3 separate regions of the Mus musculus genome follow, and all the other regions are linked to region 1. Evidence: chromatin loops called from intact Hi-C (ENCODE). Cell type or tissue: gastrocnemius. All regions are shown on one strand.

Region 1 (2,500 bases):
TTTTCCCCCACTCTTTACTCCCCCAAATTCCTCCCCACCTCCCCTCCCATCCAGATCTAATCCGTATCTGTCTCTCATTAGAAAAGAACGGGCTTCTAGAAGATACCAAACAGCAGAATAAAATATCAGATAAAATGGAAAACATCATATTGAAGTTGGATATGACAAGCCAACAGAAAAACAAAAATGCACAGGAGAAGGCACAAGAATCAGAGACACACCCATTTACACGTGCAGGTGGCCCATAAACTGAAAGCTGCAGTATGTATGCAGGGGACCTGGTACAGACTGGTATAGCCCTGTGCTTGCTGCTTCAGTCCCTATAAGGTCACATGAGTTTCACTCAGATGTTTTTAGAAGGACTTGGCCTCCTGGTGTCCTCCATCCCCCTGGCTCCCCCACTTCTTCTGCTTCCTTTTCTGAGGAGTTCCCTGAGCTCTGTAGGGAGAGACTTGATGAAGACATCCCACTTAGAGCTGTGTGTTCCAAAGTCTCCCTGTGTAATATCTGGCTGGGAGTCTCTGTATCCGTCTGCTGAAGGAGGACACCTGATGGCCAAATCTCTCTCTTAGGAATCTCCCTCTCCCTCTCCCTCTCCCTCTCCCTCTCCCTCTCCCTCTCCCTCTCCCTCTCCTTCTCCCTCTCCCTCCCCTATCCCCCTCCCCCTCCCCCTCTCTCCCTCTCCTTCCCCTCTCTGTAGTCTCTGGTTCTATACTATGTGACTGAACTATCTAGACTCTGGTTCTTGGTCACAAATGTGCTCATAACAGCTGAGTGCCTCTCAGGCCACACACTGGCATTGTTATGTCCCTAAATTTACTCACTTGTAGTTGTAGCTGGATATATAATTGACATATTTTGTATTATCAAATAAGCACAGTAGTGCATAATTTGTGGGATTGTTGTGGAGGACAAACTATAAAATATATGCAAAGACTTGTCATGTGGCATACACCTTTAATCCCAGCACTTGGGAGGTTAAGGCAGGAGAATCTCTATGAGTTCAAGGCCAACCTGGTCTACAGAGTGAATTCCGGAACAGCCAGGGCCATGCAGAGATACCCTGCCTCAACAAACAAACAAATACATGTAAGGAACTGACCTCAGTAAATGATAATGAAGATTGTATTTGTGAATAATGTCACATCTTCAGAAATAAATAAATTCGGAATTAGACGCAAGAACACACAAACATACACACACACACAGCTTCTGTGTGCCAGGTTCCATGTTGTAAATATGGCGGTGATGAAAGGAAGTGAAGGGAACCGAGGGGTGAGTGAATGTATTATAGTGACAATTGCAAGAACCCGACCACCTGCAAGTGCCTAACGATTGGTGCAGTATCACAAAGTGGACACACGATGGCGCCAGAAACCATTATTTGGAAGTCAGTCCACTAGGGTTCCCAGTTTCCTCTGAACTCTCCTATTAGGGAGAAAATGTGACTGTAATTCTAAGCTGCCCATGTGCATTCCTATCAAGAGAAGGAAACTAGTGGTAAATCTTTCAGATAGCTGCAGAAACATCCAGGTTGACCTAGGGACTGAGAACTATGGCTCCTATAAAGAGGGGACTGCTCTAATGTGCATGAAGTTCTGTGTTCTGCTACCAGCAGGATACAAAAGCAGAGGTGGAGGTGCGTGCCTTTAAGCCTAGCACTTTGGAGGGAGAGTGAAAGGATCTGAAGTTCAAAGTCAACCTCTATTACATAATAAGTTTGAGGGCAGCTCAACTGGGCTACATAAAACCCTGTGTCCAAAAATAGTAGGATTGGTAGTTCAATATGTAATGTAAAGGCTCTAGCAACCACATTCAGGAAAATAAAAATAAACATGGAGCTAATTTGCATAATGCCTTGTATTTAACTCTGAATATGCAATATGATTCTGTTAGTGTGTGATCATATACAAAACATTGAAGTATTCTATGTGCGTGTATGTGTGTGTTTGTGTGTGTGTGTGTGTGTGTGTGTGTGTGTGTGTGCAGGCCAGAAGACAGCTTCAACTATTGTTCTTAGTCACTGTCCACTGTTTTTCTTCAGTCTATCATTGGCCTGGAACTTGCCAGGCGGGCTGGCCATCGAGTCTCAGATATCAGGCCGTCTCTGCCCCATGAGAGGATCATAAGCACACACCACCATGACTGGCATTTTTACTGCATGGGTTCTAGAGGATGGAACTTGGGTCCTTGTGCCTGCAAGGCAAACATGTTACCATCTTCTCTGTCTCCCCGGTCTGCAGCTTGTTGATTTGCATGGACTGCTAACTCAGTTTCCTCTAAAGCCCTTCCCCCCCCCCCCCCCCCCCCCGCGCCTCCGCCAGGAAGTCGTAATAACGCGCTATTACCTGACGGAATGCTTTTGGCTTCCAGGCCCCACCCCAATGCCAAGGAGCTTACAGTGTGGAAATGCCTACATTCAAGAAGAAATCATTTTTAACGGCTGGTATTATACTGAGAGCTGGAGAACCCGGCGGTGGGGGTGGGTGGCACACTGAAA
Region 2 (2,500 bases), 830 kb after region 1:
AGGCATCAACTTGTATCAGTCTAGCGAGCACAGGGATCCGAAGATAAACTACCTCCTCTGCTCACCTGTATCAATTTCCTTACCCTGCCCTCCCCTTCTCTTTGTTGTAGCTAAGGACGACCTTGAGCTTCTGCTCCTCCTTCCTCTGGTCCCTGCATGCACCAGGACACCTAGTTTCATTCAGTGCTGGAAATGGCATACAGGGTTCCTTATTTGCTAGACCAGCATTCTTGCAACTATCTGCATCCATAACCTGAGAGCTTGATAGCTTGAAGGGTTCCAGGGCATGCAGTAGGCTAGCTCCACTGCTTCTGGGTCTAGGAGCAGCACACCACGGCAAGATCATAACGGAGAATGCCACTTATCTCATAGTCAAAACACAAAAGATGTAGAGACCAGTGTCCCATGATCCTTTATGGGATCGCCTCCAGTGACCTAAAACCTTCCATCTACAGTGCACTTTGGTTGTTGTTGTTTTGTTTTTACGAGAAGGTCTTACCATGTAGCCTTGCCTGGCTTGGAACTCTTTATGGAGACCAGAATGGCCTTGAGCTCATAGAGATCCACCTGCCTGTGCCTCCTCAGTGCTGGGGTCAAAGGCTTGGGCCACCACATGTGGAACTAGGCACCACTTCCTAACAGTTCACACCACTCTGTGACAGCATCACAGTGGGGATCAGACCTTTAATGTGTGGGCCGGTGTGGGAACATTCTAGATTCAAACGACAGTAAATCTTATTTTAAAGGACCAGTCCACGCAACTGCCTAGCTTTTTGCTTATTTGATTTTGGTTTTGTTTTATTACCAATTTGGTTTTTGTTTTGTTTTGTTTTGTTTTTTAATTGTTGGTTTTGCAGCAAGGCTTTCAATCTCAAGAAAAGACCAATCTGTCCTAGATAATATTTGAGATAGGAAATCAATGCTAGGATAGCTATAAAATTCCACTTAAATATTGGAGAAATTCCACTGACATGAAATTATATTCAGAAGTTAAATCTGTTTTTCAACTTCGAAGGATTTCTTTGATGGAAGATTACCATCCCAGGCCCCGAGGACTGACTTATCCATCTGCCACCTGGTGGCCACTCTGATAGGCACATTATGCTAATGGGGCCACCTTTCGTTGCTTTTCCATCCTCCCTGCCCCAGCCTTCTGTGTATACTCTAAATCCGAGGAGAAGACTCTTGTCCTTCCTTGAAAAAAAAAGCTGATGAATTCACAGGAGGAAGGCACCTTGTGTTTGAGGGAAATCTGTAAGTGTTGAGGCTTTGTATTAGTTACACTTTTCCTGTTTCTTTGACAAAGAAAGAAAGAAAGAAAGAAAGAAAGAAAGAAAGAAAGAAAAGAAAGAAAGGGAGAAGAAGAAGAAGAAGAAGAAGAAGAAGAAGAAGAAGAAGAAGAAGAAGAAGAAGAAGAAGAAGAAGAAGAAGAAGAAGAAGAAGAAGAAGAAGAAGAAGCGGCAACTTAGACAGAGAATGGTTTATTCTGGCTCTCAGTTTCAGGTGGGGAAGCCATGGCGGCAGGTCACGTGGGGCAAGTGGTCACGTGGCGTCTGCAATCACGAAGCAGAGACCCGGGATGAATGCTGGTCTGATTCCGTCCAGGACTGCAGTCCAGGGAATGTGCCACCGACACTCAAGGTGAGTCTTTCCTCCTCTGCTCAACCTTTTGGGAAACACCTTTACAGATGTGTTCAGAGGGGTATCACAGAGGTGAGTCTAAATCCTGACAAGTTGACCATTAAGATTAACCATCCCAGGCCCTGTGTTTTCGATTTTCTTCTCTTTTATTCTCTGAAGTTTAACAAAGGAGACTGCAGTTTTTGACTAAGAATGGCCCCCATAGACTCAGATTTGAATGCTTAAGGAATGGCATTAAGTGGTGTGGCCTTGTAGGAGGAAGTATGTCTTTGGGGGTGGGCTCTGGAGATTCAAATGCCCAAGTGAAGACCGCCCAGTGCCTCTCTCTCTTCCTGCTATCTACCGACCCAGATGTAGAACTCTCAGCTCCTTCTTCAGTACCACATCTGTCTGTCCTGGTATCTCTTCACAGTCACAGAGACCATGACTAAGAGACTTAATCTTTCCAATCTTTTAGCTTTTACATTTTATTTATTTTGTGTGTGTGCCTTGGCATGCCTATGGAGGTCAGAGGGCAACTTGCAGGAAAATTCTCTCCTACCACCATGCGGGTCCTGGAGGTTAGGCCTGCCATGCTTGGAAGCAAATGCCTTCCTTTAGCCACTGAGCCAAAACAATGCTTTAATGACTCTCTCAGTTCCTCAATAGAATCCAAGCTCCCTTTCATTGGCTCCCCAGCCCTTGTGGCCCCTTCTTGTCTCCTGTTCATAAGCTCTTCCCAGCCTGTCCATCCACTGTCCCTCAGCTAGAAGTGATTTCCCCACTATGTGTAGCCTTCATTAACTCTCCAGTCTCTTTTGAAATTTTACATTTATTTAGTGTTTGAGTGTGTTGGTGTTTTCGTGGTCATGCTATGGTA
Region 3 (2,500 bases), 630 kb after region 1:
GGCCACAGCCACCCAGTGAATGTGACTTAGCAAAACTAAGTCTGCACTCTGAACAGATGCTCTGACAGTCTCTAGACTTAGGCCCTGCACATGCGATCACAGTTCAATCATGTTTGGACTAGTCCTGACTTAGTGTAGTGCCTGTGAAGGTGGGATGTGGAGGGTCAGCATAGATGAAGACGAAGTAAGGTGGCAGACATGAAGGCACGATCCCATGCTGTCACCCCTGGCAGCCTGATGAAGCCCCTCAATCTTTCAGGTACCTCCACCTGGGTAAAACGGGATAGTAGCTTCCATGCATAAAATAATTTCAGGATGAAGCCAGTCTAGAGTAATGCTAATGTTTATTAAAAATGGAAAGAAAGGCACCCAGGGAAGGAATAAGGCCCCCATTAGAGAGCATGGGTTCAAATGTCTCCAAGAAGAGTCACAGTTAATCCAGGCATTTTAACACAGAGTTTAAGCACAGGAGTTAAGGAAGAAACATGCTAGGAAAGAATGAGACATACCCAAATGTGGGTAGGGGCTTCTTAAAAGAGAGCTGAACTTCGTTATCCCATTGTGACTACATATAGAAATCTTTATATGATTACATATGAGATTTTCAAACCCTCTGGAATCCCATTGTTCAGCAGATATCTAAGGGATGTCTTGATTCTCTATTTTGATAATTAAGATTATAGGGTGGCTCCAGAGGTACCTTGGACAGGGTTGAAATCTGATAAAACCCGGAGCCACTGGAGTTGCACAAGAGTGTCAGGACACATCCTTTTAGTGTAAAGGGGGTTCTGGTGAGATACCTATGAAATTGCAGGCTTGGAGCTCAGAAAGGACAACAACCTTAAGTAGGTATTAACTGTGCTGGAATTTTTGCTTCTTTGCTGGGAGAGGCTTCAGCCAGAGTCTTGGGATGCCTACCAAGAACAATTTCTCAGAGACCCAGCAGAAGGCCTTTGGTAAGCCAGTAACACTGTGTGACCGTGTATTTCTTGTTTACACAACAGTCAAATGCCATCACCTCCCTGGATACCACTGTACTAGGAAAAGTCACTGAGCCTGGCTGTCCATTTCACCCACTGCTTTCCGCAACCACTGCCTGCCTTCACAAGCACTGCGAGGCTGGTGCTGGTGTGAAATCACTCCTTGGATGAGCAGTGCTCAGCCCAGTAGTGACACAGAAGTTCAGAGAACAGACTGCCCAGTAGGGCTGGGAAAGAGAAACAGTATCCCTGTGGTCGAGACACATACCTGAGCCTGGAGGGTGAGTTGTCATTTGTCAGGATCAAAAGTAAAGGGTCTTCTAGCAAAAATCAAAAGCAGACCAACCCATTCTTCTGTACAGCCTGGTGGGTTTGCCTGGTGCAAATAGGCGCATCCCTGAAGGCTCTTGGGGAATCTAAAATGTAGTCTTTCTAGAGCCACCAAGTCTTCTTTTTCCATTCACACAGAGGTGCCATCTGCTGGCCAACTCGTGTGCCTACAGGGACAGGTCTGCCCAGGTAAGAATTTAGGAAAGAGGAACTCTTTCCTCTCCCTCACCCTTTTCCTCTCCTTTTATTCCCTTTTCCCCTCCTCCTTCCTCCTTTTCAAATTTTAATTTGTTTTTTGAGCATTTCATACATGAGTAAGAAATTTATTTACATCATTTTATCCCTTGCATTCCCCTTCCAATTTCTCCTGCATCATCCTACTCCCATTCAAAGTTGCAAACTAGACTTCTCTCCTCTCTCTCTCTCTCTCTCTCTCTCTCTCTCTCTCTCTCTCTCTCTCTCTCTCTCTCTCTCACACACACACACACACACACACACACACACATACACACATGCATACAAACACTCATGTACACACACTCACACACACACACATATGTTTAGTGCTGATCACTTGGGATTAGATATCCTTATCAGGGGGCTCATCCTGACATAAAGCTGATTCTCCTCTTATTTGCACAGCAAGCACTTTACCAGCTGAGCTGCCTCACCGGCCCCATAAGTCTTCATTTCTAACAAGCTTCTAGACCATGGTGGTCATGCCAAACCCTGGACCACATTTCAGGAAAGAGATTCTTCTCTCCTTCTTTCAGCAGGACTCCCAGATCCCAATGCCCACCTTCCATCTCCCTATAATGTAACAACACACATCTCGTCTCCACTTAAGACTTTGGGTTTTCTATCCATACTTCTAGGCCTGGTAGTAGACAAAGGGCTCACCCTGTCTTTCTGTTTAACTTTATATCTACTCCATCACTATACTGAACTGCTGCTGTATCCCTGTATCCATGGGAACATACTCTTAAGACTCCCAGTGGATTTCTGAAACCACAAATAGTACTGAGCTTGGTACCTACAATAACCCCTTCTATATGCACATACCTTTGATAATGGTAATTTCTCACTTAGGCACAGCAAGAGACTAATGATAGTCATCCTCAAAATAGAACAGTTACAGCAATGCATTGTGTGAATTTTACCTCTCTTGGGATATCTCACTTTCTTCTGTC

What was found. Hi-C counts contacts between places; a loop is a spot of excess contacts. Peaks named below come from ENCODE experiments on the same cell type or tissue, not always from the same donor. Only the 100,000 strongest peaks of a DNase experiment are listed, where the experiment ranks them.
Region 2: a loop joins it to region 1, with 5 times the contacts of the local background. A loop is called at or near these places in 24 of 42 quality-filtered maps.
Region 3: a loop joins it to region 1, with 6 times the contacts of the local background. A loop is called at or near these places in 5 of 42 quality-filtered maps.

What each region holds. Positions count from the first base shown.
Region 1 is chr1:120,585,299-120,587,798 of GRCm38, forward strand. No RefSeq gene overlaps it. Among named protein-coding and RNA genes, the nearest start is that of Gm41939, 14 kb to the left of the region's middle. In gastrocnemius, no CTCF peak of the experiment used is centred here; a DNase peak (open chromatin) is centred at 1,362.
Region 2 is chr1:121,418,205-121,420,704 of GRCm38, forward strand. No RefSeq gene overlaps it. Among named protein-coding and RNA genes, the nearest start is that of Ccdc93, 12 kb to the right of the region's middle. In gastrocnemius, a CTCF peak has its summit at 1,080 (motif pointing left); a DNase peak (open chromatin) is centred at 1,095.
Region 3 is chr1:121,214,591-121,217,090 of GRCm38, forward strand. No RefSeq gene overlaps it. Among named protein-coding and RNA genes, the nearest start is that of Gm41940, 31 kb to the right of the region's middle. In gastrocnemius, a CTCF peak has its summit at 1,468 (motif pointing left); a DNase peak (open chromatin) is centred at 1,450.